Linked DNA regions of Mus musculus: region 1 is linked to region 2. A link is a contact called in ENCODE Hi-C data. All regions are on one chromosome and are shown on one strand. The core of a region is the stretch at or near the end of the contact, and the rest is flanking DNA. Distances in the headings are between cores, read along the strand shown.

The links. A loop is a pair of places that touch in the nucleus more often than their neighbours do.
Region 1: a loop to region 2 is called in a map of left cerebral cortex, with 2.7 times the contacts of the local background. The contact joins two enhancer-like sites. A Hi-C loop is called at or near these places in 6 of 37 maps with a recorded cell type or tissue (heart and left cerebral cortex).

Annotation. Positions count from the first base shown.
Region 1 is chr11:31,933,997-31,939,183 of GRCm38, reverse strand. It overlaps Cpeb4 (cytoplasmic polyadenylation element binding protein 4), which reads right to left. Exons shown (of 10, transcript NM_026252.4): 10 at 3,549-5,187. Among named protein-coding and RNA genes, the nearest start is that of 4930524B15Rik, 29 kb to the left of the region's middle. Within about 2 kb of position 1,422, at least 1 of the 3 ENCODE cell types and tissues checked has a DNase peak (open chromatin) inside an H3K27ac peak, as active enhancers do; it is left cerebral cortex, where a contact is called at or near this core.
Region 2 is chr11:31,757,954-31,763,068 of GRCm38, reverse strand. No RefSeq gene overlaps it. Among named protein-coding and RNA genes, the nearest start is that of Gm39674, 9.2 kb to the right of the region's middle. Within about 2 kb of position 2,763, at least 3 of the 3 ENCODE cell types and tissues checked have a DNase peak (open chromatin) inside an H3K27ac peak, as active enhancers do; they include left cerebral cortex, where a contact is called at or near this core.

The DNA.
Region 1 (5,187 bases), core at 173-2,672, 180 kb before region 2:
ATAGACTACGCGCACACACCCCTCTCCAAACAATACACCTACCAACCTGTTCTCAAGCCAGGACCTGGGCTGAGCTGTATACCTCCCTACCTTGAACAGTGGAGTCTCCTCCTCTCCCAACAATTATCAGTTTCTATTTAATTGTACTCTAGTACAACTAGGCATAAACTAGTTTTGAGAGCACTGTGATTAGGACAAATTGCATTCCCTGTGTGAATTTTTAGGGGAAAATTCTATTGATCATCACCATATGCTTAACAAATAATTGAAGACGTATATGATTAAAATCAGATGCATTAGAGACCCACAGCCAAACATAGATGGAGTTTGAGGAATCCCGTGGAAGAGGGGAGAAGAATTGGAGAAGCCAAAGGGGTCAAAGACACAAGACACAGCCCACAGAATCAACCAGCCAGGGCTCATAGGGACTCAGAGACTGAACTGACAATCAGAGAAGCTGTATAGATAAGTCTGACCTAGGTCTTCTGCATATACGGTATAGCCGGGTAGCCTGGTGTTCTTCTGTGAGAGCAGGGGCTGTCTCGGACTCTTTTGCCTGCTGTGGGACCCTTTCCTCCTGGATTATGTCATCTAGCCTTGGTATGAGGGAGTGTGCCCAGTCTTGCTATAGATTGTTATGTTGTGTTTGGTTGATATCCCTGGGAGGCCTCCCCTTTTCTGAAGGGGAATGGGAGGAGAAGGGGATCTGGGGGAAAGGTAGAGGCACTGGGAGAAAGGGAGGGAGGGGAAAACTGCTCTCAGGAGCATAAAGAAAAAAATGAAAAACAAGCAGATGCATTGTGGGAAGGTACATGAAAAAATAGAAAAACGCTTATGACCAAATGCAGTAATCAATACAGAAAAAAAATCACCCTCAAATACCCTTAGTAACCAAACTTCCCCTACTCTTAAACCCTGTAAAAGCAAGCCCTCCAAAACAGTTTATGCTCTTGAGTACTCTCCCTCATATGGCCTGTTGTTACTCCTTTTTGTCATTAATAAAAATATTTTACCGAATTTGAGGAGCTTGGCACTTTTTAAAAATTCCAAATCTTTTACACAGAACAAAACAAAATCCAATTTAATTTTTAATTTTTGTTTTTATTTATCTTCTTCTTCTATTATTATTATTAATTATTTTGAGACAGGGTTTCTCTGTGTAGCCCTGCCTGTCCTGGAACTCTCTCTGTAGACCAGGCTGGCCTTGAACTCAAGAGATTTACCTGCCTCTGCCTCCTGGATGCTGGGATTAAAGGCACACGCCAGCACTGCCTGGCCCAGTTTTATTTTTTAACCTTGATCTGGTGGCAGTGATGATTCTGAGGACCACAGGGAAAACAACAGGGACCTGACAGATGAGAATGTAAATCTGGGCTTTACTGTGTCATAGCTGTGGTGTACAATTGCTTACACTGTCTGCCTTCCCATAGGATACTTAAATAGCCTGTCCTTCTGAGGGTGTAGTCTTACTGATGGGTACAGGTGCATGGCCATGACTGATTTCTTTCCTAGAACCAAATCTTTTGGGCACTGTGGAGTCAGGGCTGCTGAGAGACAAATGATAATTATGGCTGCTCCACTTTCCCCATCCTGCCCCGCGTCACTGTCATCATATCTTTCAACAGCTGATGACATGAGATGTAGCTTCAGGTGGCCCTCTCATATTAAGTGTGCCTCAATTCCCCCAAAGATGGAGGCATCAGCTCTTTGCTAGTTGCTACCTAAAATCATGTACGCCACCTCACACACTTAAATGACGGATCCCTCCCCACCCCAGCTATTTTTACGGGTAACTTATTTCAGAATGAGCTCAGATGCCTTGCTGCCTTTGGCAGATTCTAGGGAATCATTTCTAGGTCTGCCTGGTTCTTTTTTCTTCTGTGTTTGATATCACAGAGGTGTGGGAGAAGAGATGAAAATAATCTCTTTAAAATGGTGACATTTGCTTGATCACACAGACATTTGTATGGCATCAAAGCTCTAGTTCCTGAAATAGAAGGCAGAGGATAAAGCAGGCTCAAGCTTAGATCCCAGCATCTGTGTCCCCAGTTCACCGCCCTTAGGCCCCATCTGCCTACATCATCTCTCACGGACACCTAATCGAAGACTGTGCAACACAAACCATGGATGTTGTGCTGCATCCTGGACTTGATGCTGATGCTCATTTTTAACTTCCATGAGACAAGTAGTCCTTTTGTAACTCGTCACCACACGCAATCACAGTAAGACATGTTCCCTGACGGCCAGTGGTAAAGCCCAATTGACTAGAGAACGATTTGGATTTATCCAGAGAAGATTCATGGCATCTCAAAACAGAAATGTTCTCTAATAAGAGACCTGGAATGGTGAGATAAATCCCAAATTCTTAGTTTTTCAAATCTTTGCAGTTCCCATCCTTGGAATATGAGGGAGGGAGAATACTGAGGGAATTCTCAGAGGATAATTTTTAAGGAGGCAATATGACCCAGAAGGCAGACAGCGTACCCAGGATGGCAGACTCAAAGCTGGTGGCTTATGTGGAGATATGCTTGTGTCTGTGGCAAATATAAGTGCTGGTCCAGGTCAGTGGAAGCTAATTCAAATAGCAACAGAATAGTTTCTCATTTCTAGCCCTCTAAATAGGGATTAAAGAGACTAGCTGGGCGTGGCAGGGTATAGAAGCAAACCTGGAACCTGTCACATATGGGTGGACAATGGAAACAGCTGTCAGAGTGTGACTGATAGGAGCATGGGCTCCCTAGGGCAGTTTCAATATACTGTCAAGACAAGTCTTCGAAATTGCCAATTAAGAGAAAGCAGTACCTATTCTGCTGAAGCTCCTGCAACCCACAACTCCGGGGGCAAAAATACGCCATGTAGCCCACTTCCCCACAATTCCCAGTGGCTGGTTTCCATGCTGGGGAAAAACCTGAGAAGTAAAACATCTCACAGTCCATTTGCTTCCTGCCGTCCTATTCTTGAGAATAGTCTATCATGGGAGGGAAGTGCAGATACGTTACTTCCCAAACAGGGTATTCACGGGTGTACTTTGTTGTTAACTTATCATTGAAAACTTAAATGTATCTTAAAACATAAGTATTAACACATCACAATACTCAGTAGTCTACATGAGACATGGGCCAAATAAAAGAGAACACCTGCAGTTCCTGAGCTATGGGATTAGAACCCCAGTCTCTCAAAGTCCCGAGAGTTCAACGTTTTGAAATTGGAGATGATTCAGTGGTAGAGCATGTGCTTATCACATGGGGGTGCAGGGGTCAATCTCCAGGAGGAAGAAAGAACACTTAGACTGCAGGCTGATACACCCCACCCCCAGACACCACACAGCAGCACATGAACTAACAGCCAGGCCAAAGACACTACAGCTGACAGCTCTTACAACTTCCCGAAGCCAGGAATGCCTGCCATGAGCACTCACATGATTAAAGACTTTTTCATACTGGTTTGTTCGGCCAGGGCCCAACATGACATTCTTAGTGTTCTAAAAATGTCATATTCCCAAAAGGGAGTCTACTTATGCTAAAATGAAATAAGTATAGTAAAAGAAATCTGAGTTAAAAGTTTTATTCATTCAACATCTCACATTACAAATATTTAAAAATTATATGCATACTGGTATAAATAGTCATTTGCAAACTATTTAATAACATTAATTTTCCACTAGCACTTCAACAAATGAACTCTTTTAAAAAAGAAACTGTGTTATATAACTTAAGAGTAGAACATACAAAAATAGGAACTTAACGTGAAAATGACTTTAATAAAAAATGAATTACCCTTATTTAAAATGCTAGAATAAATACTACAACCTCCCCATACACAGTAAAAACTATATGGAAATTCAGCCAAGTAGTACAATTAACTGACGCACTTAAATAACGTTCCCTTCTGATAATATGAGCAATACACTGGAAAAATTAGGGATTAGTAAAAACTAGACACCCACTTGCTAAAAGTTTCACTTCCAAAAAAATATAACAAAAATCTGATGAAATTATAAAAACTAATTATACTTTAAATTTTAAAAATATAAAAAATAAAACAGTTGAATACAATATTGTCCCAATTCTTACAATGCTATCAATCACAGTAGCTTTAAAATAAGATAATAAAATAAAGCAAATGACCAAAACCTCTTTTATTCCATTTTTAAAAATAATCTCAAATTTACATTAGTAGAAAGATTGATTTCTGATTCTTTTCTTTAGAAACACCAGCAAGAAAGAGGATTACTCTTAACAGTAGAAAATGACATTTTTTAATGTCTGCAATTAAAAACAAAGAATTACACTGCAAAGATCTTCCAAAGTGTGAGATAAGTATTGCACATAACTGGAGTGAGCTTGCCACAATTCATCACATTCAAGTTTTAAATCACCTTTTAACAGAAGATTCAACTCTTCAAAACAAAAAGGGGTGAATTATCAAGTCTTTCCAACAGCACTCTCATAAAATGCTAAGTTCATTCACTGCAAGTTTTATGTTGCATTCTGCAGAGGTCTGTGTATGGAGAAGTAAATATATTATACCAAAGCCAGGGGGCACGGGTAGGGTGGGGGGTCCTTTACATAGAAAATAATCAGAAACACTTTATTTTACATTGCAAAAATAACCATGTAATTACTCTGTAACTACATTGTAAATACATGGCTGGTGCCATGCTAGTGCGCTAGAACTACATGCTTGGTAAATTGAAGTGATACCCTAAAACCTGTAAACTAATTACATGTTAATAATGTTTGAGTTACATGGTAACTCCCAGCTACAATCCCATGTAATCTGAAGGACATGTAATCATAAAGTTCAGAGTAATAGATAATCATTGTTTATGCCCTGTAAAGAAGTGGAACCAAATCATCTGTAAACACGCTTGTCACACAATCACAAGTAAATATTAGCAGAATAACAATTTCTTACATTAGTCATGCATACTAACATTACAAACCTGTCCTGTGGCAGGCGATTTTGTTTTATTATATAGAATTTAAAAGAGCAGACATCTCTGAATCAAACATGTAACATCAATTAATTAAGATTAAAAATGATTAAACATTCACCCAAAATGTCTGCATTTTATGAATAATTTAAAAAACTTAGTAAGAAGCTGTAGACAATTTTGTTATTTTAAATTTCTACCCTATGGTTATGCATTTAATTTTTTTTAGGAACTACAGTGTTATTTTGTCA
Region 2 (5,115 bases), core at 1,514-4,013:
TAACAGCAAAACCCTAGGAGAGGATCAACTCAAAGGTGTTGTCAGGGGACTGTCAAGTCCACCAATCAAAGCATCGGCCACAGAAGACAGTGATTGCATGAAGTTGTTCCAGGAGACATTCAGGGCACAGATACAGAATGAGGACCAAGATTTATTGTCATGCAAAAAAGCAAGTTGGTCAAGAACTGTATACATCTAAAGTCATCTGCATTTGTTTTTAAATAAAGGCTTAGAAATAGTCTAAAAAGATTCTTGAGCAACTCCTAGCAGTGACGGTTCTATGGCATGGCCTCTTAGCCAGGCCAGTTCTGCCATGCAGCTTCCCTGAGAGAGCTGGCCATTTCTGTGGCTATGGCAACAAACAAACAAACAAACAAACAAACAAAAAACAGTGGCAGGATCACTGGCATCTAGGGGCTAAGACACTTCCAAACATGGTAGCCCCAGCTTCCAAACACAGTAGCCCCAGCAGCAAAGAATCGTCTTGACCTCGAGTGTACCTTGACAGAGGCTAAGAACCTTCAGGCGGTTCAAAGAGGAGGAACAGGGTTGATCGTGGATATGAGACTATTTTAATCTCCTGTGTCTGTGGCTCCTGGAAGCAGCAAGAAGAAAGCCTTGCTCTGAGCAGTAAGATGTGAACTGCAGGCATGCAGCAGAGGCTCAACACCAGTCCTTGCTCTGAGCTGCTGTTTCTGCCTCTGCAGAAAGACCTGCAGAGACATCTCCTCATAGGGGCTGCCTGCCTCCGTACCTTACCTGTAGGTCACCCCACAGGGGCCACCTAGTGTGGCGGAGAATGTGTGGGAGCGCCTTCCCAAGCCCAGCGCCAGCAGAAGCAGGAAAGCATGTTGTACTCTGGGACCCTGGAATCTGCCTCCAAGAGGCAAGAGGCTGAAGTTCCAACATGGCTTCTTGGTAAATAGGTAAATATCCTGTAACAATGGGCCTGCTGAACACTAAACAGAGGTGTGCCCACCTGGGAACTATATATATGTGTAGAGGAGTTCCCATCTTGCCTCTTTCTAGAGAACAATCCCGTCTGCTGGGGAAAACACAGATTCTAAAATGATTGACAACGAAATCCATGCCTAAAATGTGGTGGTTTCAATGTGTCTTTCTGAAGTTCAAGTGCTATAAACTCACCCTGCCTCCCCACACCACCCCAAATTTATATGCCAGTATCATGGGAGGTGAGGTCTCTGGCAGACAATTAGTATCAGATGAGGGCCTGAGAGTGGTGCCAGCAAGACAGAACTGATGGCTTTAGAAGAAAGGGAAGAACCAGACTGTGTTTTCCCGTCTGTCATGAGGTGCCATGTACCATTCAGGAGGCAGCACAAGGCCTTCACCAGATGCCAGGTCAATTCTTAGACCACTCAGCTTCTGGACTGTGAGCCAAATAAACCTGTTCTTTTAGAATTACCAGACTCGGGTACTTTGTTACAGCAACAGAAAACGGACTAAGAAACAGGGATAGTTGCTACTGGCACCTTCCTGCACATGCATTTTATGCAACTTCATTCACAGATATTGCAAATGTCACTGTGGAAAGAGATGAGGGGTGGGGGGAATTAAGAGTCTCATAACTCTAGAGCCTGGCCATCTGCCTCTGGGTAACTCTGACAATTGAGTCCCTGACTAGCTTGGGAGGCAGCAACAATTACTACCAAAATACGCGTCTTCTGGCCTCCCACCCCCACCCGTGCACACACTGGTTATTCTTATGCTGAAGATGAAGGGTCCCTAGCTGCTTTTCAGAACTGGGGCACATCTGATAGAGACATTCTGAGTTTGGGTTGTCACATTCTTGCCTGAGAAAGAGTTCAGCAACTTCACTTCCCCTGCGAGCGGGGCCTTGAATTTGACTTTACAAGTTTCTGGCAGGCATGGTTAAGGTGGAGCAGCTAAATGTCCTATGCAGTACTTGAGACTTACTTACTCCTTAAAAATTACTTGTTATTTATCTGAAATTGAGCATTTAATATTTTCATTTGTTTAAATCTAACAAGCTGGAGGTCCAGGCAGGAAGCGGGAACTCACTTGCATGGGTCTGAGCAGCTGGCATCGAGAGTAAAATGCTCTTCTTTTGCTCCATTGAGAGTCTTGTTTGCTTACCGTGAAAAATTGGATTCTGCGGGAAGCCTCAGTGGGAGATGCTTCTGAAAGTTCCAGAAAGTCTTGGGCTCTTGGGGCCTACCCAATCTACTTGGGAAAGGCTCTTCTGGAATCTATTTGATGAGTTTAAACTCCAGGCCATAGAGTTCAGGCTTCAAGACACCTCTTTGTTATAATCCCATTTGAAGCCCTAGTGAATCTGTAAGCCTGAGAAATCATTATTATCATGGGGTTGCAAACCGTGTGGGACTTGGAAGCACCCAAACCTGGGCAGAGGAAGCCCCTCCTCCTTTAGGGAGACTGACAGTTTATCTGGTTACTGAACACCTGCCATATACCCAGTCACACTGAGCATACTTCACCCTTACACCAACATCCTGGGCCAGGCCGCACAATGAGTTCTCTACAAAGGAGGCAAGAAGGCTCAGAGAGGTGGGCTCACTCCTTTGAGGTCATTCAGCTAAGAAATGGCAACAAAAGGATTTGAGCCGCTAGTTGAGTTTCTCTCTGCTGTCAGGGTGGCAGGCAAGACTGTGAGGCCCTGGGGCTGGTGGGAAAGAGAAAGTCAGCTCTCTTCAGCCTATGCACTTCAGAAAGGGACTGTCCCCTCAGGGAAGGCTGGGACCCCATCCAGAGCAGGAACAAAAATTTTAGAATTCTGTTCCATGCCTAAAAATAGCATCAAGCACCAATTTCATGCCAGGCATGGTTGCTAAGAGACCTTCCAGACGTCATCCCGTTTACCCTTAGAGCTGCAGGTGACGTCTATTGTATTATAGGTTTTTTAGCAAATGAGAGGACTGTGTCAAAGACACCAAGTGGAGGACCCAAGGCCACCTAGTGCTCAAACAGGATGAGGCCTTCCACACAGGCTGAAGGGGAGGAGGGAGGCACACAGGAAGTTGTGACTAGGAGCCTGCTCGGGCAGAGCATGAGTGTTCTCATTTCCTCCTGCTATTGTCACAAATTAGTACAAGCCCGGTGTCTTAGCAACACAGATTCATTATCTTCCAGGTTGGAAGGTTGGAAATCCACAATTGATTCCCCTGAGAAAAGGTCAAGGGGCCAGCAGGGCTACGCTGCTTCCTCCGTGCAGGAGATGATTCAGGAACCCATCTGGATCCTCCATCTGCTCTGGACCCAGAGAAAACCTTTTTATCAACAGCTGGAGCTGGTGTTAGTTGAGGCAAGGCTCTTTCAGCCTCTACACCTACAACTGAATCCCTTCTTCCTCATTCCACCTCCGCACACTGGAGGACTTGGGCTCAGCCTGGGGCCATTGTCGCTTCCCCAGCTTTATTACCTACCACCCCTGCGTGTTCACAGGGCCAGATGCACAGACTTAAATTCTATTGATGTCAATGTTTGACTCATTTGACAGCACGATGGATTATTTAGGGAGCTTTAAAATGTCCTGATGTCATCAAACCCGAGTGACTCCATCAGACTCCAGGGAATCCAAAATTTAAACGTAGATTTGTGTGACCAGAACCGCACTGGGGATACAACACAGTTCCAGCTCCCTAAAGTCTCTCGAGCTGGAGATGTGGCTTGGGAGCTTAGCATACTCCGTGCACTGCTTTAGAGAACAAGGCTCAGCTCTGCTTCCCTGGCTGGGCCTGCTCCCATGTTTTCAAAGGAGAAAAAAAGGAAGCCTGAAAAGTCCCTGCTAGAAGAGAAGACTGCAGCTGCCAGTCGGCTGCTCTGCAGAGCACACAGAGATCTTTCTCTCATTGTTTCCCCAGTAAGAACTGGACAAAGCTGTCTGAAGGAAGCCCTGAGTCGAGGAACCCCCTCTTCTTCACTGCACAGCATGGCTGCTAATTTCATGGCCATAACTAGAGGTCAAGGAAAGGTGGTGATGTAGGCAGAAAAGAGAGGGATGGGAGGGAGTCTCAAACTCCAGAATCTTAGCTGAGGATGATATACATCAAGCGGTGTGGGAGGGGGGCTTGAGGTGGCATAGAATTCCATATAAGCTTGTTCATGCCCAGGTGAGCCAGTCCTCAGAGGGGCTGGGGTCACGTTTTATGTGGTGATGTTTGTATACTTAGTTCCTCCTGTGTGTCAGCACCTTACTCCATCTCTGTCTTTACCATATCCCAGAGAGTAGCTAACCTTAATGGTTCTTTTGTACTTATAGAAAAAGTGTTCAGAAAGAGTAAGAAACATAGCCTGGGACGTGCAGAATAAGGGGATGCCACGGCTGAGATTTGGCTACAGAGTGTCTCCAACTGAGGACAGTGAAGCTTAGAGACTGTCAGAGGCTGTGACAGCATGGAAGCCATGTGTATTTGGAAGAAAGATGCTTTGTAGCTGGAATCTGAATCTTTCCCCAGTCCAGCTGTAAGTGGTACAATTCTCCTTTGAGAAGCTGGGCAGACAGCTGAGCAGGATACAGCTCCCAGGCAGCCTCGGGTCAGCAGGCTGTGTTCCTGAGCTGGGATTGGAAGGCTAAGTGGATTTAGTGTGTTTCCAACTTATGTTTTCTACTTATGATAGGGTGTTTTGTTGCTATGAAGAGACACCATGACCAAAGCAACACTTATAAAGGAAAACATTTCATTGGGGCAGGCTCACAGTTTCGGAGGTTTAATCAGTTTTCATGGTGAGAAACATGGTGCTGGGGGAGCTCTCAATCTTGATCTGAAGGCAACCAGGAGACTCTCTCTTCCATACTGGGTGGAGCTTGAGCACTAGGAGCCCTCAAAGCCCACCTACCCAGTGACGCACTTCCTCCAACAAGGTCACTCCTCCTAACAGTGCCACTTCCCATGGACCAAGCATATTCAAACCATCACATGGAATTATGAAGACATAACTGTATGGTAAGTCAAGCAAGCATCTGTACATTATAATAGTGCCCACTATGGACTTATACTCTGTGCCCAGCCCTGTGAAGAACTGTGTCCTCTGGAGTCCATCCAGGGCCTCCAGGGTGTCATCCAGGGGCTGTTGTTCCAGGTAACTTAAAGGAACCCCTTACTGTAGGTTGAA